Linked DNA regions of Mus musculus: all the other regions are linked to region 3. The links are chromatin loops, found by intact Hi-C in ENCODE. Cell type or tissue: left cerebral cortex. All regions are shown on one strand.

The links. Hi-C counts contacts between places; a loop is a spot of excess contacts. Peaks named below come from ENCODE experiments on the same cell type or tissue, not always from the same donor. Only the 100,000 strongest peaks of a DNase experiment are listed, where the experiment ranks them.
Region 1: it touches region 3 in a loop (2.5-fold over the local background); 17 of 42 quality-filtered maps call a loop at or near these places.
Region 2: it touches region 3 in a loop (3-fold over the local background); 14 of 42 quality-filtered maps call a loop at or near these places.

What each region holds. Positions count from the first base shown.
Region 1 is chr7:90,031,972-90,039,971 of GRCm38, forward strand. It overlaps E230029C05Rik (RIKEN cDNA E230029C05 gene), which reads left to right. Exons shown (of 6, transcript NR_110365.1): 2 at 5,007-5,046; 3 at 5,978-6,103. Among named protein-coding and RNA genes, the nearest start is that of E230029C05Rik, 6.8 kb to the left of the region's middle. In left cerebral cortex, a CTCF peak has its summit at 3,684; DNase peaks (open chromatin) are centred at 2,137, 7,499 and 7,755; H3K27ac peaks cover 1,281 bases.
Region 2 is chr7:89,999,396-90,007,395 of GRCm38, forward strand. No RefSeq gene overlaps it. Among named protein-coding and RNA genes, the nearest start is that of Eed, 22 kb to the left of the region's middle. In left cerebral cortex, no CTCF peak of the experiment used is centred here; no DNase peak of the experiment used is centred here.
Region 3 is chr7:90,124,453-90,132,452 of GRCm38, forward strand. It overlaps Picalm (phosphatidylinositol binding clathrin assembly protein), which reads left to right and starts at 5,761. Exons shown (of 20, transcript NM_001360867.1): 1 at 5,761-6,250. The coding sequence starts at 6,121. It overlaps 2310010J17Rik (RIKEN cDNA 2310010J17 gene), which reads right to left and starts at 5,484. Exons shown (of 3, transcript NR_046007.1): 1 at 5,420-5,484; 2 at 2,476-2,592; 3 at 384-580. In left cerebral cortex, no CTCF peak of the experiment used is centred here; DNase peaks (open chromatin) are centred at 4,614, 5,034, 5,745, 6,358 and 3 more places; H3K4me3 peaks cover 3,361 bases; H3K27ac peaks cover 3,410 bases.

The DNA of each region.
Region 1 (8,000 bases), 92 kb before region 3:
TAAATGATTAATTTGTATTGACTTAATAAATCTATCCACAAATATTCAGTAGCCACCCATTATGTATCAGTCATTCATCAGGATAACAAACCCTACTGTGTTTTTGAGAAAGTACTCTATGATTATTGTGATAGTCAATCTCAATTGTCAAGATCTAGAATCACCTGAGAGACCAGCTGCTAGGCATGATGTGAAGGATTTCCTTGACTAGATTCATTCAGGTGAGAAGATCCACCCACTGTGAAACTGGTTTGCAAGAGTACTTTAGAAGAGTTTGGAGAAGTAGACTACAAGAAACCTAAAACTCTGTGAGCAGAGATTTATAGGCGTCTCCTACAAATCTCAGAAGCTCAGAATACCAGAATGCTATTAGAAATGTGGACCTTCTTAGGTCTAGGGAGATGACATAGAGGTTAGAGCACTGACTTCTCTTCTAGAGGAAGTGGGCTCATAACTGTCTGTAACTCCAATCCCAGGGAATCCAATACCTTCCATGGGCACCAGGTGTGCAAATGGTACACATACAAACATGAAACCAAAATACGGCAACACATAAGGAGGAGGAGGAGGAAGAGGAGGAAGAGGAGGAAGAGGAGGAGGAGAAGATGTGGACAGTAGAGATTGCACTTAGTAAAGATTCAGTCGAGACAAATTTCTGGAGGGAATTGAACTACAGGCCACGAACTTGTCTCTACTTTGTCGATGTCCTGAAACTTAATGGTAAACTAAGTTAAAAAGTGTCAGACCAATTTAATAGGAGGAATTCCATAAGAGAAGAGTATTCAAGATGTGGCACGGTTATTATTGGATGCTTTTAGCCAGATTTACAGCAAGACTCGGGAGCAAAACATATAGAAAAGTTTGAAAGAAATGTGTTTTCACTGGAAAAGGAAGCAGTTGAAATAAAGGTGTGGTATTACAGAGGTTAGTGCCTTTAAAGATACCAAGAAAAAGAAGAGGAATAGAAGGAAAATACCACTTTGCATGAGAAAATAGAAAAGATACTTTGAAGGCATGCCAGGGATTGGATAGATCCCAACCACCAGAAATTTCAGGGTGTAAAGTTGTAAGATTATGAACTCATTTGAAAGAGAGACCTTTGGGGTAGATTGCTCTCACAGGGTCATAGAGGGAAATGCTTTACTGATCTTAGCTGCCTAGGGGGGCAAAAGCAGAATGCTATGACACTGGATATGAAGTGTCCTTAGGAAGGGCTCATATAGTAAAAAAAAGGTTGCTTGAACACACTGGTAATGATAGTACTCAAGGTGGTGGCAGGAGAGTCACAGGGTTAAGTCCAGCTTTTCTCACTATCCCTACTTGCAAAGTAATGGCTGGTCCCCATTTTGGGATGTTCTGAAAACTAAAGGAGGTGAGCCCCAGCTGGCGGAAGTAGGTCCTTGGCGATATATCCCTGCACCCTTCCTGCCTGTCTCTCCTTACCATGTGAAGTGCTGCTCTACAATGCCCTCCCCATACTGCTGGAATGATGATGGAAGTCATCAATAGAAAAACCAAGCTAGACTGTGTGTAGCCAAATATACTGTCTGCCTTGCTCCTTGCATGTGGCCAGGGTCTTATCACAGCCTGTGGCCTACACCCCCAAATGCTGAGGACAGCTTAGTGAGAACACCTGGGGACCCTACCTGAACACCCTGCATGGCTTTTGTGCCAGAAAACTGAGAATGCCAAAGTCAACATCATGAAACCCAGTCCTGAAACCACAATTCCAACAAGCCTTGTCAAGAAATGGCCTGGCTGCTTCTCCTGCTGGAAATAACTCAAAGCTTATTCTTCTCTGCCTCATGTTCCTAGTTTCTGACTGGATTCTTTTCTTTTCTTTTTTTTTCTTTCTGGGATCACCTCCAAAGTAAACTACCTACACTTAACTTGTGTTCTCACGATCTGCTCCCAGGGATCCCAACAAGATGAACTTTCTCAAGGTGAACTTGGGAAAATTACTCAGATAAAGTCCTGCAAAATAAAGATATTACTTTTCTCCCAGAGACAAAATCACGCGACAGCTCAGCCTAACTGCTGACATAGAGTCAGTCCGGCGCTGAGCCCTGGTGTATGCGGGGCACTTCTGTTTCACTTCTTGTTCCACAGAGAAGCTCCTGTGACCCAGTTTCATCTCTAGTCCAGCCTCATGCCCAGTGGTCTCACCACCCTTCCTGTCTGACTCCACACCAGATGCTACCTCTTATTTTAGCCCTGCTCACCGTGACGTTTGTCACATCTCTGAAAGTGACCATCCTCTCACACATAGGTGATGCAGCACATGACAGTCTCGTTGCCTCCATACAGATCTTTCTCTTGCCTGTCAAGCCTCCCCACTCAGGTTCCCCTCTTCTGCAAGGCTTTCCTGTTCTCCCTCCTTTGTCTTTCCTGTCTAGACACACAAGTACACACAGAAGGCACGCAGGGAGGACACCTAACCCAGGGGTTTTCCTCTTTAACTGTGCATCACCTAGGACCATAATTATGTGCTTCCTTTCTCCCTCAGGAGAATGAGAACATCTGTGATTAAAGGTGTGCACCACCAAGCCCGAGAACATCTGTCTACAGCACATATCTTACTTCTTTCTGTACTTCCGGCACATATCTTAGCAGCCACTTTTTTTTTTCTTTAGAAATTTAAAGATTTATTTATGTACTTATTTTATGTATGTGAGTACACTGTCACTCTTCTCAGTCACACCAGAAGAGGGCATCAGATCCCATTATGCATCTACCATGTGGCTGCTGGGGAATTGAATCTTGAACCTCTGGAAGAGCAGTCAGTGTTCTTAACCACTGAGCCATCTCTCTAGCCCCATCAGCCAACTTTTAAAAATGTAAAAACATTTCTTATCCAAGCAGTGATGGTACACTCCTTTAATCGTAGCACTCAGGAGGCAGAGGCAGGCAAATCTCTGAGTTCCAGGTCAGCCTGGTCTATAGAGTGAGTTTCGGGACAGCCAGGGCAACACAGAAAAACCTTGTCTCAGAAAACAAACAAACAAACGAATAAAATGTAAAATTACTTTTGAAAAGTAAACAAGTTTTAAAAACACCATTGAGCCAGAAGAATCGTCCCTATTTTCCATTGAGCAAACAGAATCAGCTTTAACTGATTCTATTCAATTTAATGTAACTTATAGGTGGTAAATGAGGAACTCAGAACTGACCGTTTGACTACAAAGCAGGACATTTCTTCCACAGCAACTTAGCTGTGAGAACTGTGTGCCAAAGATGCTCACCTCGATCTCACATCCTCTTCTAAGAAAATAAATTCTGTGTATAACCTTAGAGGGAAGATAGCTTTCCATCCAAAATGGCCTAGTCTCCAGTCATGGTTGATAGTTGAAGAGGAAGTCAAGTAAGGACTTACTTGAGAATCCACAGAGAGGATCAGTTGGCCAAGAGCTCTGATCCTCTAAGGGGACAGAGACTAGGGTCACTGAGCCTGATATCCTGGATTTTCTGCTTGTAGGCCATGTGATTTGATAAGCACTAAGAATGGATCAAGGGGCTGGTGGTATAGCTCAGCGGCTAAAAGAACGTTTTGCTCTTATAGAAGACCTGGGTTAGGTTACTGAAACCCACATGGTACCTCACAACCGTCCATAACGCTAGTTTCAGGAGATCCAACGACCTCTAGGGGAAAGAGCAGGCATAACACATGATGCAGGCAAACACTCAAACACAAAAAGGAAATCTTTTTGTGTTTAATAGAGTGTAGGCTGGGCGTGGTGGCACATGCCTTTAATCCCAGAACTTGGGAGGCAGAGGCAGGCGGATTTCTGAGTTTGAGGCCAGCCTGGTCTCCAGAGTGAGTTCCAGGACAGCCAGGACTACACAGAGAAACCCTGTCTCAAAACACCAAAAAAAAAAAAAAAAAAAAAAAGAGTGGATCTAATATGAAGAACACAGACGAGGCACCAGGCTGAGTGGGAAATAGAAAGAAAGAAGGAGGGAGACAGAATGTGAGAGCAAGAGGTGAGTGGGGAGGGAAAGAAAGGCCAACTTTAGCTTTTGATAATTTCCATTGACTGTTGATCCTTAATTCTTAATAAAACGCTTCCTTTTCAGCTAATTCGGCTCATTTTTCTGTCCCACATCTATATAGAGCTGTGAGTCTCACGTGTTAGCATATTCCTAAGTGTGATTTCATGTTCACAATACATTTCCTCATATTCTACCTGCAATGAAGGTAACTGCCTATGGATGTCACAGGTTGGTTTCTTTGGAAGCAGATACTGAGGGAAATGGGATTGGTATATGTTAGGGATCAATCTATGTGAAGAAAGAAGGAAGGAAGTGGAATGGAGAAAGGAGAAAGTCAAACTTCATATAGGGTCCGAGAGAGCCGTCTCTCAGGCAAGGGCTCTGGAGCCCATGCTGTCCTCCAGAGCATCCCAACTGCATCTTTTTACTCAGCCACTGGACAGATGCTGGGGGAATCCCACAGTCTGGGAGAAACTGAGTCTCTGCAGCTAAGAGCAAGCAGAGGAACTAGAACTGAAGGCTCTCTTCGGGCCACACTCCTTATGTTTGGACAGCAAAGCCTTCCTAGAGGGACATCCCTGTTTACCTCCTTGACTGTGCCACCACGTTAACAGGGTACCATGATTTTTTTATACTGAGCATTTCATCTAGACACCTAGTATGTCTGCTGAAGGTCACATAGCAGATTTGTTGCCGAGCCACACACTAAACAAAACAGTCCTACTTTTCAATTAAGATCTTGATCTGAAGTGATCCAAGAGGCCAGGAAAGGCCTTATCTCCTGCTCCTTCTGGTCCACTTCAGCCTCTCTCTTTGGTTTTTGGAGAAAGTATTTTCCTACACAGTACATGAGGTCTGTTAGTAATAAATCAGTTTATTCACTCTCTGGAACTGCTTTCTCTATGTCCTTTGTCAAGCCCACTTCTCCACCAAGGTGCTCAGTTTTAGGAGTGGAGAACAGGGGCCACGGAAAATACATTGCTCCCCAGCTCCCAGCTCTCTTTACTTTCTCCCAGGAAGCAGCATGTGCCATCCTTCTGTCAGAAAACACCAAAGGTAAGAAATCCTGGTCACATTTGTGTTAGTCAAGGTCCTCCAGGCTTGTGTGTGTGTGTGGGGGGGGGGGGGGGGAAACAGAGACAGATAAGGAGAGACAGATAAAGAGAGACAAGGGGAAGGGTTTTCTTTTTTGTTTGATTTGTTTGTTTGTTTGTTTTTTACTGTATTTACTGGATGTTTTGCCTGGAGGTATGTCTGTATACCAGATGTGTGCCTGTGCCAGAGGGCATCGGATCACTCAAGATTAGAGTTACAACCAGTTGTCAGCCACCATGTGGGTGCTGGAAATTGAACCCAGGTCCCCTGAAATCAGTGCTCTTACCCACTGATATCTCTCCATCTCGTAGAATCAACTTGGACTTAGGCTGAGAATGTTAGACTCTGCAGGATAGCTGCAGGCCCAGGAGAGAACCGTGCTGCAGTTCGAGTCTCCAAGTCATCTGCTGAGGTTCTCTCGTGCTCAGGGGCAGCTAGTGTTTTGTTCTCTTCAGGCTTTCAATTGATTGAGTAAGGCCACTACATTATGATCTGCTTTTATTCCTAATCTGCTAATACAAATGTTAATTGACTCCAAAATGTTCTCAAAAAAAAAATATCAAGCATCATGTTTGAGCAAATATCTGGGCCCCGTGACTTAGAAAAGCTGACATTAAATTAACCATTGTAATAGTGTAAGTTGAATATATATATATTTTTTACAACCTCAGTTTACAGCAGTATTCCAAAGTAGTTGTGTGAGTGCCAGTTGCCGGAAGACCCACTGCACAGAAGGCCTGCATGGTAGTGAGCCTCACAATAGATCAGCATCAAAGTAGAGGAAAGAAATTCCAGAAAAGATGCAAAAACCACCAGGCAGACAGAAACATTAGAGTTAGAAGACGTGTTTGGCAAACACAGACTTAGCCTTAATGATTTCCTTCTGTTTCAGAGATGAAGAAATGAGAAATCCAGAAACCAAAGACCTTGCTCTTTTGTCAAACAGACTTGGTAGAGCAGAGTTGCAAAATCAGACCTTTGGGGGCTTGCGTGTTTCTCCTCTTACTCCCTGGTGTAGGTAACTGAGGCTCTGGCTTCCGCTGGGAGTGGGGGTGGGGGTGGGACAGTGACCCTTGCTGATATTTTGAAGTTCTAGATCCTTGAATTCATCTCATGAATGGCTTTGGACTTACAGACACCCCCCCCCCCCCAGTATATAGTCCTTGTACCATGTTTCTTTCCTTAGTAGGTCTGCTCAAGCTCTCTTAGACTGGTATGGAGTGAGCGAATCTTCTCTGGAAACAGTATTAGTTGCTTTGCATCACTGCAGTTACCATGCTGGTAGAAACAACTTAAGAGAGGAGGAGCTAGCTTTGACTCACAGTTTCTGAGGCTTTTCAGACTAGCATAGCAGGGACAGCATGAAAGAATGGCTCCCTCTGTGGCAGCGGGAGCTCACAGGACATTGGGCTGGGGGACAGAGAGAATGCTGATGCTTCTGAAATTCGGCCCTTAGTAACTTCGGCCTGCCAGGCCCCAATGGCATTCTCAGCTGAGGAACAAACATTGAAGTCATGAACCTGTAGGGACATTTCAGATTCAAAGCACAATAAAAAAAAACCAACTAGATAAGTTTTAATGTGTGAGAGACAGAGAGACAAAAAAATTGAGGAATCACATCCTGTGTAGGTATAGAAAAAAAAATTCTTTTTTGAGACAAGGTCTCACTAGGTAGACCAGGCTAGCCTTGAACTCAGAGATCCACCTGCCTTTACCTCTCAGATTCTGGTAAAGATGTTTTTAAAGAAAACTTGAAATTCTTATTGTAATTACAAACCATTTCCTAAGGTTTGTTTTATACATTCAGAGATTTGCATCATAGGAAAGAGTTATTTAAACTAAGTCTGTGCTTCTAAGGGGAACACGTATTGATTAGGTGACAAAACTGTATCCTGCTTGAATATAACAGAAGCGTTAGCAGAGCCTGTCTGTGGTTCCTGTGTTTTGAGGTCCCTTACAGATAGATCTGAGACAGAGACCAGCTGAGTAACCTCTCTTGGGTCCATCCTAGCTCTCAAAAGCTCCCTCTATGTGTGTCTTGAGCTGACCCAATAGCTCTGCAGCAGGGTCCCCATTGGTCACCCTCTATGGTCCCTGGATCACATGCAGGTAATAAATAACTACCCTATGTTCTTTCTTCTTTCCTGCCCCAGATTCTCTGGTCCACTTGAACCATGCCTCTTTCAAGCAGAGATTTGCTCTGTATCAGCCAACTCTCTGCAAATCAGCTGACTAATGATTTTCTATCTTTATTATAAAACAACCTAGAAAAGTTTGTAGTTTACTGAGAATCCCTCTGAGTCATATCTCAGAAAAAAAGTCCTCCACGAGCCATTCTATATGATTTTGGGTCAGAGGAGCCGCCTCTTCATTCCTAAAAGCAGCTGGCTTTTAATACCGTGGCTCTGGACCAGGAGACGGGTAGACACTCGGGCTTCCAAGGCATTGTAGAGGAGCAGTCGATGTTTGGCATGTCACTTTTGTCAGCGATTTGGTCATCCCTGTAAAGAGAAGATTATAACAACTCTGTGTGTGTATGTGTGCATGTGTGTACACACTCAGCACCCTTTGCCCCCGGGGTTGTCTACAAATCAATGAGATCATCTAAGTGAAATACTGTGTCTACTCAATCGTAAGTTCCCTTTATAACCGGATTACACTTTCCATGAGTCATCTCGTACGTCAGTTCTTGGCATAGCTGTCGTTAATCCTACCATGGTTTCTCTTTTTTCTCCTTTCTCGTTTCCTGGCAAATGATCAAGTTGGTCATATGCACATCTCCCTATGCCATATTTAATACCTTTTTGGTTCCAGTTAGGTATATAAGCTCCCCCCCCCCATCACTAGGGAGACTAGAACTCCCTCCCTCACTAGGAATCAATCAGAATGTCTTCCAGTTGACAGCTGGATATCTG
Region 2 (8,000 bases), 130 kb before region 3:
CCAAGTGTCAACTCCTAAGAACAATTGGTAGTCAAGAAGTGTGCATAGTTTACAGGTTTTGCTATCTATTGAAAAATTGCATGGCAAACTTAAATGTTGTAGAAATGGCTATGACCTCTAAGTCTTGGGATCCTTTACTTATTTGATAACTATTTCAATTATATTTTTGCAGAAATGAGAGACACCTAAGCCCACGCCCCTGCCTGGCGGCAGACGCCACTGGGTTGAGAAACTATCTGATGGAGAGATGGGAGAGAGGGAGTACTGGTGGAGAGAAAGCGAAGCTGAGTGGTCCCTGCACTGTGGACAGAGGTGGAGCTGGAGATGTGATTGTGGTAAAGAGCAGGCAGATGTGAGGAGCCAGGGCAACCCCCTAGGGCCATGGAAGTCCAGGCCTGAGCTGCTACTAAGAGCCAGGTCTCTACTGCACCTGGGGTTTGTGTTGATGTCTGTGGCCTGTGTAGCCATCGAAGGCCATCTGGCCTGACTTGGATTTTTGGAAACTCAACGGCCACATCTACTGACACCCTTTCTGCAACAAGACCACACCTTCTAATCCTTTTCAAGTGGTGATACTTCCTGATGACCATACATTCAAGTATATGAGCTTCTGAGGGCCATTCTTAGTCAAACCGCTTCACACAGATTGCAAACTGTCAAGGAAAATGTATTCAGAAGAAAAATAAAAGCACAGCAAGAAAGTATCAGGATCAGGAGTTCAAGGGTTTCTGCTATTATCTAGGGCTTCCTTTTATGGAGTGGACTATTGCATGGAAGAAGGTGGAGGGAGGAGTTGGTAGGGTAAGATGGACTGTTCTCTGTTTTGCCATACAGACTTGGGTTACATAAGCATTTCTTGACTGCATATCCTTTTCCATGGTACATCTGAATTTAATCATATGCATATGTAATTATGAACAAGCAAAAGATGGTACATAGGGGAAATTTCCCCTAAAAGTTCACTTTTAGGACAGTTTGCCTTACTGTGCATATATCTAAACCTTGTTCAGGCATCTCCCCCCATCTCCGGTCTGATATGTTCCACAACAGGATTGAATGGAAACTGACCCCAAAAGGGAGGTTCCAAGAGGTAGCTAAGGAGACAAACCTTACTCAGGGCTTGGATCACGGAGCAGCTTCTCCATGCAGCCCAGGGTCCGAGTGCCTGGTTAGGACAGGGTCTGTGCAGTGCCCAAGCCAAACGAAGTACTACGTGGCCCTTTGCTCATTTTAAAGTCTTATTTTTGCAAATATCTTTCCTTATTTTATGTCATTTACCTCATAGCATTTTCCTTTAAAAATAGATAATGTGCCGGGCAGTGGTGCATGCCTTTAATCCCAGCACTTGGGAGGCAGAGGCAGGTGGATTTCTGAATTCAAGGCCAGCCTGGTCTACAGAGTGAGTTCCAGGACAGCCAGGGCTACATAGAGGAACCTTGTCTCAAAAAAAAAAAAAAAAAAAAAGAAAAAGAAAAGAAATAAACAAACAAACAAAAAAAAATAGATGTATGACTATTGTTCCACTTTTGATATGCTTTTGTTTTACTATTTTTGAAAAATATTTATTTATTTATTTATTATATGTAAGTACACTGTAGCTGTCTTCAGACACTCCAGAAGAGAGCATCAGATTGCATTACAGATGGTTATGAGCCACCATGTGGTTGCTGGGATTTGAACTCAGGATCTTTGGAAGAGCAGTTGGTGCTCTTAACCACTGAACCATCTCACCAACCCCCTGTTTTATTATTTTGCATAGGAATTCACTGTAAGATTTTCAGATTTATGCTTACTAGTGTCTTGGAGGAAAGCCCATTTTGTATCATTATCAATCAACAGAGTCTAAATTTGAAGGTCTATTTTTTAATTAATAGATTTTTAAAACAGCTTTAGTTTTATAGAAAAAGCCAAAAGTACAGAACACATATACACTCCCTTGTCCCTGTCCCTGTGCTACCTTCCCCCATTACTAACACTTTATTTATTTATTTGATTTGGTGCTGGCGATCACATTCCCTGCCCCTGAGTCATAGTCCAGGTCTTTATTTTATTTATTTATTTATTTATTTATTTATTTATTTATTTATTTATTGGTTTTTCGAGACAGGGTTTCTCTGTATAATCCTGGCTATCCTGGAACTCACTCTGTAGAGCTCTTGATCCTTCTGCCTTGGCCCCCTAAACAGCAAGAGGCACAGGTTTGGGCCACCAGACTCCTCTTACTCTTGATAAGTCAATATGACTTATCCTCTTACAGTTGATAAGTCAATATTGCTATATTATTATGGATTAAAATTTCATTTTCACACTTCAATCCATTATTTTTTTAATTATGTGTTCTCTGAGGTTTGAGAAATCTCCAGTAACGCATACCCACACAGCATCATTCACAGTAGTTGAACTACTCTGAACTTGTTCTGTGCTCCATATACCCATGCCGCTTTCCTCTCAACAATGACATTCACTGATCTGTTTACTGTCTTCATTCTGCTTGCCTTTCAAAAGGGTTTTGCAGTTGGATTCATAGGGCCCTCTCGAATTGGCTTGTTTTGTTTTGTTTTGTTTTTTTAACTTAGTTTTTATCCATAACTACAAACTTAACTCTGCAATCCAGCTAGACTTCAAAGGAAATAAGAAAAACAGGGAGCCAAAGAACTGCAGTGAGGGCGCAATGATCATGGGATATTGTCAGCAGATGGGTGATCCTGAGCTAAAGAAGGAATGGTCACAAATGAGGTGCCCCCAGGCAGACATGGTGGTCTGTCTGCTGGTCTTCTTGTATCGGGATCCTCAATGACTGTCCTTCCCAAAGACCACAGGTCTGCTGAATCCTGGCAGAGCAGAGGGAAAAACTAGGAAGCATTTGTGTTTGGGCCAGCATTTGCTTCAGGATAGCTGCACACCAATACATCCAGCCTCATCTACTTTTGAAAAACATGTTCTTGCTTTTAGTTAATGTTTTAAGTTAGCATATGTGTTGATTGGTTGGTTTTTGTTGTTTGTTTGTTTGTTTGTTTTGTCAGTTTGACACCAGTGCAGGTCATCTGGAAGGAGAGAATCTCAATTAAGAAGCCCCCATCAGACGGGCCTGAAAGCAAGTTTGTGGCATTTTCTTGATTAATAATTGATGTGGGAAGGCCCAGGCCACTGTGGGTGGAGTCACCCCTAAACTAGTGGTTGAATAAGACAGCAGGCTGAGCAAACAGTAGAGAGCAAGTCAATAATCAATACTCCCTTGTGGCCTCTGCTTCACTTCCTGTATCCAGACCCCTGCTTTGAGTTTCTGCCCTGACTTTTCTCAGTGATCAGCCATGATTGATAAGTTAGGGCTGGAGAGATGGCTCAGCCGTTAAAGGCTAGACTCACAACCAGAAATATAAGAGAAGTATAAGCTAAATAAATCCATTTTTTTTCTCCCCAAGTCATTCTTGGGCATTTATTATAGTAATGGAAAGACAAAATAAGCAGACAATATGATGGGCATCAACGGACGTACATACATACATACATACATACATACATACACACTTTGTTCTTACTCATTTCCTGCTTTCAATCATTTCCTTCTATTGAGTAATAATGTGCTATTGTCTGACTGTAGCACACTTTAATTATTCATTCTCCTGAAGGGCATCTTGGTAGTTTCCAATTATGAATAAAATACTGTAAATGTCTGTAGGCAGGATCTGGAGGAGACATTAATTTCCAACTCATTTTCGGTAAACTTAAAGGAGTGTTGATTCAGTTGATTGCGAGGTTAAGATATATTGAAAGTAAATTTAATTCTATAAGATTTATCTTTTAATTTTAAGTAAGATAAATGTGGTCATTTTTTTCTACTCCATGAGTCAGTTTTCCTGACGTCACAAGAAATAATCTCTTAATAAAAATATCTGGATCCTTAGAACATGTTACCTGGACACCTATTGCAGACTGGAAGAAAGTCTACATAAACCAAATTGGGGCATCCATAGCTTCTTCTCCTGTGTTCACACCTCCTAAGAAAACATAACAACAGGTTACTGTGGCTTTTATTTCTAAACTGAGGATTGTGTACCCCTGTAACTGAGACTAGTTTGCAATATATGACCTCTTGCATACCCAGAAAGCAAGCACTCAGTTCTGGACAGAAAAGAGGGGCTTGAGTCATCACTGTTGTCTGGAGGGCTGTATTAACTGCTTACAGGGTTTTGGTCAGGACAGTGGTGGCCTCCTAATAAGCAGAAGGAAGATTTGTCTTGCGGTGGGCTGTAGAGAGGTAACAGAACCACACCCAGGGAACCCCGTGTATACATAGGCAGGAAAGGCCTGAGGAACAGGCTTTGCTTTGTTTGTTGTTATATAAAACAGGCTCTTATGTAGCCTCTGGTGGCCTGAAACTCATAGAGATCTGCCTCTGCCTCTGCCTCTGCCTCTGCCTCTGCCTCTGCCTCTGCCTCTGCCTCTGCCTCTGCCTCTGCCTCTGCCTCTGCCTCTGCCTCTGCCTCTGCCTCCTCTGCCTCTGCCTCTGCCTCTGCCTCTGCCTCTGCCTCTGCCTCTGCCTCTGCCTCTGCCTCTGCCTCTGCCTCTGCCTCTGCCTCTGCCTCTGCCTCTGCCTCTGCCTCTGCCTCTGCCTCTGCCTCTGCCTCTGCCTCCTCTCATGGGATCAAAGGCATGCCACCACCATACCCAGCTTGAGAAGAAGGGTTTGAGAATACAGGCTTTTGGCTTTACGAATAACTTTATGGCCGTTTTGACACTCTATTACCAACACCTTTACCACAAATTTAGCAGCTTCTTATATTGCTTTCATTTCTCTAATTCATCCTACCTTATGAGAAGACAAAAAAAAAAAATACTTTTTTTTTTGTCACTCCACCACCCCGACTGCTTGATCTGGCTAGCTTGATTCAAAATCCTCATCACTGGTCCTCATAGATACCATTGCTCCTCCACTACCATTCAGTTCTGTGGATCTAACTCAGGACCTTGTACAGCCAGGCAAGGTTTTTAACACAAAGCTGCAGCACAGCCTTTCATCACATTAACAAGCACAGAAAGACACTCGAGTGCTGCATACTCTAGCCCATCTGTGGGAGCTAAAAAGCAACTGGTCTCTTAGAATAGATGGTAGAATAGGAGTAAATTAGAAGGCAGGAAGGGAGGAGGAGCATACACTTAAAATGATTAGAGTCTGAAAGTTTCTAACACATGGAAGTGATTTTTGAGGACATACACTAATTATCTCAATTTTATTATTGTAAAGTAGGTAAGTGTCTTGAATTATAATACAATACAATACAATACAATACAATACAATACAATACAATACAATACCATACAACACTATACTCCATAAATAAGCACAAGCATATCGACTTAAGTAGTATTAACGCCTTTCTTCCTGCCTGGGAAGTATGTCTTTCTTCTTCCTTCCTTCTGTATCCTAAATTCACATATCCTAGGCCAACTCAAGGTCTTAGAGATTACTCCTCACTCTTTGTTTCCATGACTTATCAACCACTAGATATCCTTTATCCTACCTTACTTAAGCTACTGAATCCTTCCTCAGGACTTTGACCTCACAGTCTAAAAAAGCTCCAACCCTTAAGGTCTGCCAGGTCTTAAGCCTTTGCTATTTGTGCATCAAGGATGACAACCTTTGACACTTTCTCTTTTTTTCATTCCATCAGCCTCCTGGCTCCTGACTCAGTGTCACCTAAGCATTCTCCAATGATCCAAACGAATTCAACGTCTGTGTCTTTGGCTAAGGATATAGAGAAATCGGTATGTTTAACCTTTTGGTATCTTGGAAAATGTTTTGGCAGTTTTCAATGTTTTCTGGGTATTTTTTATAAATACCATCCCGTAATGAAGCTTTCAGAAGTATTGACTAATTAATGGGAGAACTGGTTGGGAACGTGCAGAGCACAGTAGCTCTTAGTATACCAAATCTCCTTCGCATCTTTCTTTTGAGGACACTTAGGAAGCATTTAGGGTCTACCCAGGTAATAGAGTCTCTCCCCAACCTAAGATCTTTAAATTTATTGTATCTGAAAATCCCCCCAACACACACACTTTTTTTAAAAATCTATCAAATAAGACAACATTTGAAGCTTCCAGGAAATCTTTTCATGGTCATTATTCAACTGCAGCTGCTATCTTGGACAGTGAGGGTAGCATTCTCTCATAGTATTAAGTTCATAGTAGAAAGGAAGCAAGGAGAATCTTCAAAGAGGATCAACCCAAAAGTTGATTGCATTTCTTGAAGATAACAGCATAGCTAGTGTTATATCAGATTGGGAGTTAAAAAACATAAATCACATTGAGGTTTGAGTGTTCTGTACATAGGCTGTGGGTTTCCAATGTTTCAGTCTGCTTAGACTGAGAATATCTAGGACAGTGCAATTATAAATGATATCTGGTGGCCAGGGTGTGGCACTTGCCTTCAGTCCCAACAATGGGGAAATGGAAGCAGACGGATCTCTGAATTAAAGGCCAGCCTGGTCTCCAGAGTGAGTTTCTGGCCAACCAAGATACATAGTGAGACTCTGTCTCAAAGAAAAGGAAGAGAAAGCAAAGAGAGAAAAGAGAAGAGCGAAAGTATCCAGAACTAGGATCCAAGGTAAGAGCCAGAGGCACAATGGACCAGAGGAGGCTGGTGGAAGGCTGTCACAGGTGAGCCACCAGAAAGATTACTGATATCACCAACAACGATGAGCAAAGTAAAGGACATCTGAAAAATCAGAGCTTGAGTGGCATAGGGCATTGTGAGCCTTCATGATCCATCTGTTAATTTAACCCAGTTACTCATGTAGTCTACCAATCAAACTCATTAACATTTTTTAAACATTTGTATATTTGTGCATGTGTGTGTGTGACTGTATGTCCACGTGTGTGTGGCACACATGTTTGTGGAGGTATGTGAGCCTGTGCATGAGTGCAGAGGACAGAAGAGGGCAGGACTTAATCTATCACTCTCTGCCTATTTCTTGGAGACAAGATATCTCCCTGATCTTGAGACTCACATTTTATTGGTGTGGCCGGAAGCCAATGGTGAGCCTCCTGTTTCTACCTCTGTTGGAGCTGGGGTTGGAATTCATGGGACACTTATTATGTGGGTCCTAGGAACCAAAACTCTAGTCATTAAGATTGTATAGGAAGTGCTCCTAACCACTGGGCCCTCTCTCTAACCCCATGAGCTCTTTAATGATACTGTATATTTCTAAATGTATTGGGAATTGAACCTTAGGCCTTACATACACTAGTCAAGGGCTTTCCCATCAAAGTCTATATCCCCAGCTCTCTTATTACATTTTATGTTGAGACAGAGTTTTACTAAGTTGTGCAGGCTGTGCTTGAACTCACTCTGTAGTGCAGGCAGGCCTTGAACTTGTGAACCGAAAGTCCCAAACTCCTAAGCAGCTGGAATAGAAGGCCTACAATACCAGTTCTGCCTAATCTGTTTCTATTTTAAGTGTCTTAGCAAGAGGTAAGCAAGGCTAGCTTCATGTGCTAGTATCAAGAATGTGAGAGGGGAAGAGATACTTTTTTCAGATGAGTACCTCTTAGGATTTTATAGAAAGAGTCTGTTAAACAAACCTCCAGATGCCTGACCTACTGTAGGCAGAGGGGTCCTGAACCAGCGGGCTGCAGCTGCTACTTTCCCAAATCCACTAATCTTGCTCTGGGCTTTCATAGCCTTCCTCCTTAAAAACCTTTATTGCGACAATTTTCTAAGTTCTTTAAAGAATTTCTTTGAACAGACTTAGGCAGGGAGCATCTCTTCAGCCTGCCTTAGAGGACGGTTGAGCTCTGTTACTCATTGTTTGAGAGAGAATTCCTGCATAATAATGGTTCTGACTAATTTGAGCAAGATAGGGCAGGCCTTACAGAGGACTGAAACCTCTGTAAAACTTCCGTGTGAAATGTGAGATGTAGGTGGGGACACTTACTTCAGCCCTCTCTACCCACCGAAGACAACCCGGGTGTAAGATCGATATCTTAGATAAGAGATGAGT
Region 3 (8,000 bases):
CCATGGTGATTTTAAATCTTGTCAAGTTGACAGTCAAGATTAAGTATCACAACTAGGAAAAAGCATAACCAAGGAAGACCTCTATAATAAAAACCTTTAAAGCAATGAAGAAAAAAAACTGAAGACACTAGAAGATAGATAAAAAACTCCCACGTTCTGAATTGGCAGAATTAATACTGTAAAAGCGATTCAATGAAATCTCCACCATAATTCACTGCATTATTCACAGGAAGAAGAAAAAGAAAAACCCTAAAAATCATATAAAGCACAAGGGATCCGAATAACCAAACTACAATGCAGCAAGACCAGCAGAAGCTTTGGAGCTCAAGCTAGATTACAGAGCCGAGCGTCAGACATTTTAGATAGCGGTTTGAAAGATTTCAGTCATTCTTTTTTTATTTTTATGGAAAATAGATTTCTCTCTCATACAAGTCACTCTTTAACAAAGCAAATACACTACTCTAGGTGTTCCTGGTCACACAGCTCTCCTAGGAAGCGCGTCTCCAATGACTCGTTTGTCAACCCCAGGTGTCTTCCACGTTGTGGTTTCAACTTCATAATTCTCTGAAGTCTTATTCATCTGGAAGTAGGAAAAGAATGTTGAACACATGTTAGAGGTTTTCAGGGCTCACTGCCCAAACCATCATCATTTTCTGTCTGTGTTCTTGGACAGACATCAGGCATTTGGCCCCAGCTAATCACGACGGTGGCCAGGAAACAGTCTAACTGTGTGCTTAAGGGAAGAAAGAAACCATTTGGTCATCAGATGTTTGTATCCTTGAAGTCATGAAGCTGGTTCAGAGTGAAGGAGATAATGCATGTTACATGCTTGGCACAGAACAAGTAATCAACACTCGAATGTTATTATTACCATCACAAATATGAATGCCGAGAGCTTGAATTAGTCTCCTTCAATTGAACCACAGTCCTTGCTGGAGTTCTCTGTTACAAAGAAAAGTAGGTTATATAAGGCAATCTCTTACTCATTTGGCTGCATCATTAAGTAGAAGCAGCAGCTAAAGATAAGGGAGGAATGAGTTGCTGGATGTTCAGATCAACACAGTGCCACAGGGTTCTGATTTAGACAACAATGTCTGAGGAGAGTGAGAACAGGGAAGAAGTAGACTCTCCTTGCACCTCGAGATAGGTTTAAATGAAGTAGCAACTACACAAAACCTGGTCATTTCTTTCCACGGTCTTTTCCGTTCACTCTCTTTTTGACACAGGGTCTATGCAGGTCAGACTGACCTTGAGCTCTTAATTCCCAAGCTCTGGAATTACAGGCAAGTGCCACCATGCCAGGCCCACTTTCTTACTTTTAAGTCATAGACATTATCAGGAGCCTCAGGTCAAGCACACATTTTAATTCCCACTTATTTTCTCCTCTCTTCCTACTTCAAGATTTTTTTAAGGTCTAAGAACAGGCCAGGGATGATGGTACATGTCTGTAATCTTAACACTAAGAAGTCTGGAGCTAGAGGAACATGAGTTTGTGGCTAGCCTGGGCTAAATAGTAAGTTTAAGGCCATGTTGGGCTACAGAATAAGAGCTTATCTCAAAATAAGATCACAAAACATGGAAGCCTACAAATACAATCCTATCCTACCAGAGTCTAAGAATAGAAACCATGCTTATCGTGTACATTATAATATTATAATATCCAACACGACCTAGAATGCTGTCTACAGAGAAGATCTATTTGTTGAGTGAATTTAATTTATATTGTCAGTTGCTTCAATTATTGACTAAATGGTCTATATATAGTAATAGAAAAAAAATGAGTTCCTAAATCTTGTTTCTGACACTTAGAATCTGTGGAACTTAGGGAGGTTACTTTATTGGGCTTGTTTGTATTGCTGTATTAGATAAGTACAATACGTTTTGCAATTATTATAAGAATTACATGAAAAAGTTTTGTTGTATTTGTAGTTGATAGAAGGCATTAAACACTGTTTATTCTTCCTCCTGGACTCCAGGACTCTCTCCAACACACAAACACACACACACACACACACACACACACATTTATATTTAGTGGGGACTAACATATGCTATTTACACAGTTTGGGGACTGTTCATTGTAAATCAAACTTGCCTTCAAGTTGGACTGAAATAGAGAACTGATAGTTTGTACAGAACTATTGAGTTCATCATTAGACCAGGATAGAGCATTTAAATTTGTGCCTGACCCACAGTAAATGTTCAATACATAGTTTTTGAAAGAATGGATTAATAAAATACTGAGTAAGGATGATGCCTCAGACAGATATTATAGGATAATTATACAATGGACACAATATATTAATAGAAACTCGGGAAGATTTTATCAAATGGAAGATTTGCAGTGATGGTCTATTTAAATAAGTTGTGTTTTCATTCATGCACCCAACTATCATTACGCTGTAAATTTGATGTAACGAGGATATGTATCAGTTGCTTTTTTTATCACTAAGACAAAATACCCGACTGAAGTACCTCATAAAAGGACTGTCGTTCCTGGTTTCAGCATGTCTCAGCCCATTCATCAGTAGTGGGGAGATACGTAGAGTGGCACTGTGTTCGTGGGAACATGTAGCAGAGCTCGTAACATGACTGATCAAACAGAAAGCACACAGCAGGACCAGAAGGAGTAGGTTAGGTTATAACCCTCAAAGGAATACCTCCTAGGGCCTACCTCCATCATACAGGCCCCATAACCTCCCAAAATAGTACTACCAATTCAGGACCAGGTATTTATTTATTTTAAAAAGTTTATAATTTAAAAATTATTTATAGGGACCCATGTGTCTGTGTGTGTGTGTGTGTGTGTATATATATATATATATATATATATATATATATATATATATATATATGCATTTGTCTTCAAAGGCCAGGAGAGAACACTACATCCCCTGGAGCTGGAATTTGAGATGGCTATGATTTAACCCAGTTCCTGGGAACTGAACTCAGGTTCGCAGCAAGAACAGCAAATGTTCTTAACACTGGGCCCTCTCTACAGCCCCAGGAATAGGCACATGATTCTGTAGGAGGCAGTCTAGATTGAAACCACAAGCCTCTCTTTTTTCCCTCCCCATGTTAGTGCAGTAAAGCAATTGAAGAAGTAAATACAGAATACAATCAGTAGCAAAAGGAGATTCATACCCATTAGGATGTACACCAAAATGGTATTTCTAAGTGTAGTAGGCAGCATACAGTAGGAAACTAGAAAGAGATGAGGTCCAGTAAGTAGTTAGGTCAGGGGTAGATCCTAAAGAGTCCTGTTTCCATGGCACAGAGACCTGAAGCTTCTAGGACAGTGACAGTGGAGCTTGCTTTACTTTTTGTTGCTATAGCAGAAGACTGCAGATTGGATAATTTTTGTTTGTTTTTTGAGACACGGTATCCTTACATAGCCCTGGCTCTCCTGAAACTATGTTCAGGCTGGCTTCAACCTCACAGAGACCCACCTGTCTCTGCCTTCTAAGCACTGGACTTAAAGGTGCATTATCACCACCATAACCACCACCATCACCCCCATCAACACTACCACCACCACCACCATCACCACCATCATCACCACCTCCATTACCACTACCCATTACCATCACCATCACAACTACCACCACAACCAGCACCAGCTCTGACTGGGTAACTTTTTTGTTTTTGTTTTTCAAGACAGGGTTTCTCTGTGTAGATCAGGCTGGCCTCAAATTCAGAGATCAGCCTTCCTCTGCCTCCCAAGTGTTATAATTAAAGGCAAGTGCTGCTGCCACCACAACCCACAGAACTGGTTAATTTTTAATAAGCATACATTGATCAATTCTGGAGGCTAGGAGGTCCCCGAAATCAAGAGCTTGGTTATTTTAGAGCACAAGGCAAAGAGAAAGAGAAAAGAGTAGGAACTTCAAATACTTTTATAGTTAGTATTAATCCGTGTATGATTTAAATGCTTCCCATTAGGCCACATCTTAACACTCTTGAGGATTAAAATTCAACATATTAATTGGTGGTATGGGGGTAGGGCATGGGTGGGCACATTGTGGAGACACAATCTTTAGAGAGTTACTAGACAATTTTAGTGCAAAAACAATCCCACTATAGGTTCAGAAAATATTAACTGGATAGTTGGTTAAACAATGATAAAGAAATTAGCTAAGAAATTAGTAGAATAGTTTGAGAATAAAAGAAATTATAATGGATTAAAACTTGCACACACATGTGGGTCACGTGAACATGCATACATGAGTACACACCACAGACAAAAACCAACCAAACAAAAATTCCCGGTCATTCCACTGCCTGATAAACACAGGGTACCAAATTACAAATGGAATGCAGATGCACCAAAGGGAGTTTTACAGTTTTGTGAATTCTCAAGCTGGTGTGACAAGAATGAAACCTGCAGCCTTAATAAGAATTGTGAGTTCTTGCCAAAATCACCGTGCTTCAGAATGGCGTGTGAGATAGAAAGGGAATGTGAAGAGACCACAGAATTCCTCATACCACACACAATTTTAAACATCTATTAGCTTTTCATCCGTTGAGAGTTAACAGATTTAAGCGCAATATTCTAGATTTGGTTGGCAGATGGTGTACACAGATTTTGAGTACGCTCGAATCTCATTTGAAACTAGCAAGATTACATAGAACCATGATGGTAACTTAACATTCACAGAGAATTTAAAATTTATCCCTAACTCTTGAGTTAAATGTGGAGCACTAGTAACATTTAAAAAGGCTTTGTTCATAGATCTTCTGGATTTCATAGATCTAAGTCTCGGGATGTAATACTGGTCTAAAATGCCTACAGGGCAGAGTCAATATCTTTCCATGGAAATCTGGCTCACACAAGAGGAGAAAAGAGGCCAAAGGGAAGAAAGGCTAAACCAGGGGAGATCGCAGGTACTGATGTCTGACTCTGAATGGGACTTCTCCTTTTACCGAGCTGTCTCACTTCCTTCTATGGTGTGGACCTTTAATCTCGCTGGTTGTCAGCCTTGTAGGGTCAAGTTAATCACTGTTGACATCACCCTACTACTTCCCTTTTCAAATTCCACTGAAGCTATGTGTTTCCTGTCGTATTTGACACCGCAGAGAATGAATACCGGGCTGGCTTCTATCTAAATTTAGACTGGCAGGAACGTGGCGACTCTTAGTAAGTCGAGATAAACAAAACTAGGTGACGTTTCCAACACTCTCAAAGAAGACGAGGGGGTGAAAAAAAAAAAAAAAGCCCCAAAGCCCTGTTACTAAAAGGGAGAGCGGGGTGCATTTGAAGAGGCCTGTGTGTAGGCTCAGAAAGAGACTGGCTGGAGCCGTTTTCTTTAAGGCAGGAGGAGGGCCGTGGGGTCGGCGCCAAATTGAGCGAGGCGAAGCCCCGGAGCCCAGGCACCTCCAGTTCGGGGTGAAAACTACGCACAGGCAGCAGCTGCCTCACCTCTTTGTCAAGCCCACGGCGTCAGCCTCTGACACGAGGGCGGGCGTCCTCGCCTCCGGGGTGAAAGAGGGGCGCAGCGGGCCGCCCCTCCCCCCCGCCCCCCTACGACACGCGGGGCCCTGCCTCGGGCGACCTGTTGGCAGGGCGCGTCACGTGACGCGGCGGGCCGCGCCGTCCCCCGCGGGCGGGCCTCCTGTTGCGCCCGCCGGGCGGGTTCCACCACGTAGCGCGCGGGCGCCGCCCCGCTCTTCCCTCGCCGGAGCGAGGGAGGGGGGCGCGCCGGAGAGGAAAGGGAAGGGAGAAGGGGCGGGAGGAAGCGAGCAGGGGGCGGAACCCGAGTCACGTGACCTAGGGGCAGCCCGGAAAGCTCCGAGGAGGAGCCTGGCGCCGCCATTTTCCTGCAGCTGCCTGGCCCTCTTACCCGGTCGGGCTCCAGCTGACCAGGGAAGGGGTGGGCCGAGGCTGAGGCGCGGGACCCGGGAGTGGCCCCGACTTGGTGTGGGAGCCCGCCGGGGGAACACGCGAGCCGGGGCTCTCGGAGCGGGTGGCGGCGCGCGGCCCTGAGCCCCGCCCCAGGCCGGCAGGCGGGCGGGGAGCCGGTGGGGGTAGGGGGTGCGGTGGGGGGTGGGGACCCTCGGGCGCTTGGGGGTCCCAGGCCCCGCCGGCTGCGGAGCGGAAGGGGTGGCGGACGAGCCGCAGAGATGTCTGGCCAGAGCCTGACGGACCGAATCACCGCGGCCCAGCACAGTGTCACTGGCTCCGCGGTATCTAAGACAGTATGCAAGGCCACGACCCACGAGATCATGGGCCCCAAGAAAAAGCACCTGGACTGTGAGTGAAGACCCCCCGCATCCTCTCCCGACCCCTCTCCATCGTCCTCCTCTCTCTCTTGGGCTGCCTCTTCCCTCCCTGCGTCTTATCTGCACGATGGCTCCTGTGCCTGGTCGAGCTGTGTGTTCTTTTCTGCTCCCATCACACCTGCCTTTAACGGCCTCTGCTCTTCTCTCAAAAGAGAGAAAAAAAATGTGACAATCCATTGCGCCCCCAGAGATCCCCTGAGACCCTCGCCTCCTAGCCCCCGGCACCACCAAGCCCATCGCGCTCCACCAACTTGCCTCCCACCCAGCTCCTCACTCAGACTCCTCTCCCAGCTACTGCAGCCCCTTTTGCCCTTCCATCCCACCCGTCCCGTACCTCCTAGCAGCCGTCCGCTCAGTGATTCCCCGGCTAATGTCTCCAGGACTCAGGCTCACCGCCCCATTGTTCCATTAGCTTTTTAAAATTCCCTTTCCTTTCTTTTTTTTTTTTTTTTTTTTTTTCGTATTTCCGTACTAACTCTGCTTGGTGGGACCAGATTTCTGTCACTTCTCAGCTCTTGAAGTGTTTTTCCCCTCCTCCCATTTCTTTGTGGTTTCCTTTTCTACCTTTCTATCTACCTTTTCGGTCATCTTTGCCATTCTAGCTTCCGTTAAGTTCCTTTGACTTCTTGTCACCTCCTTCTTTCAATACTATGCCCAGTTACTCGGCTTTTATTCCATTTACGCTTGTGGGGAGTAGAAACAAAGGGATTCAGTGTGGTGTGGGGAAGGCTTTGTGGGAAGTTACTATTTTTATTTGCCATCATTATATTGTCTGAGTTTTGAAGTTGTGTGTTGTGCATGTTCTACCCCCCCCCCCCTTTTGTAATCCATATGAGGATATGGATAAGGGCTTTGCTGGTTTTGGTATCAGTTCCTGGAACTGTTAACATTGGTGGTTTGAATTTAGAAGCTTGAGTGTGATGTGTAGCGGTTCGAAATGGATCAATATATTTAAGTACAAATAATCAGGTTTGGAAACGTTTTAATTTATGCTAGCTGTATTTTGGATAACTATCTTGCTTAAGCGGCATAATGTAACTCCAGCATAAACTTAGGTACAGTTAATAGAGCGGACTCCTCCCAGTTGCTTTCTAACCTAGGAGCCACCTGTAAAACCACCTCCTTTTTCTTGTTGCTCCTTTGCCCTAGGGTACAAAGCTCAGTGGATCACTCAGTCCTTGAGTCAGTGGAATGTTTCAGGAAAAAATAGGGATATAGCAAGGATAGTAAATTCTCTTTTTAAATGACTCCCGGACACATTAGCCAAACTGACTTTCATCATACATGAAAGTTGCTTTGCCCTGTGAAGCAAGAGCGAGCTTGTCCTGAAAGGGAATTCGCTGTAAGGAATCTTGTTTCTCACTTGGACTTTGGCTGTGAGGTTTGCACTTGAAGAAAAAAAAAATACGGCGGTGTGAATTCTAAGACCCACTGGTCATGAAGTGCTGTTAGAACAAGTTGTTGCCACAGACAAAACCCATTATTCGTTGCGATTTGTTCCCTGGCTGTGGACGTTTCATAGAAGCCATCCTTTGGTTGGCTGTGGTACTTAGACAGGCTGCTTTTTAACTGACCCGATGTAGGAAAGTGGAAGGGATATTTAAATGGTGACTCCACTATAAACATTCTGTAGGGGATTGTGAATAAATTATAAATGGGTTTTGAAAAATATATACTTGGAGAGATGCTTTTGTTTACATTCTTTTGAAAGACTACCCATG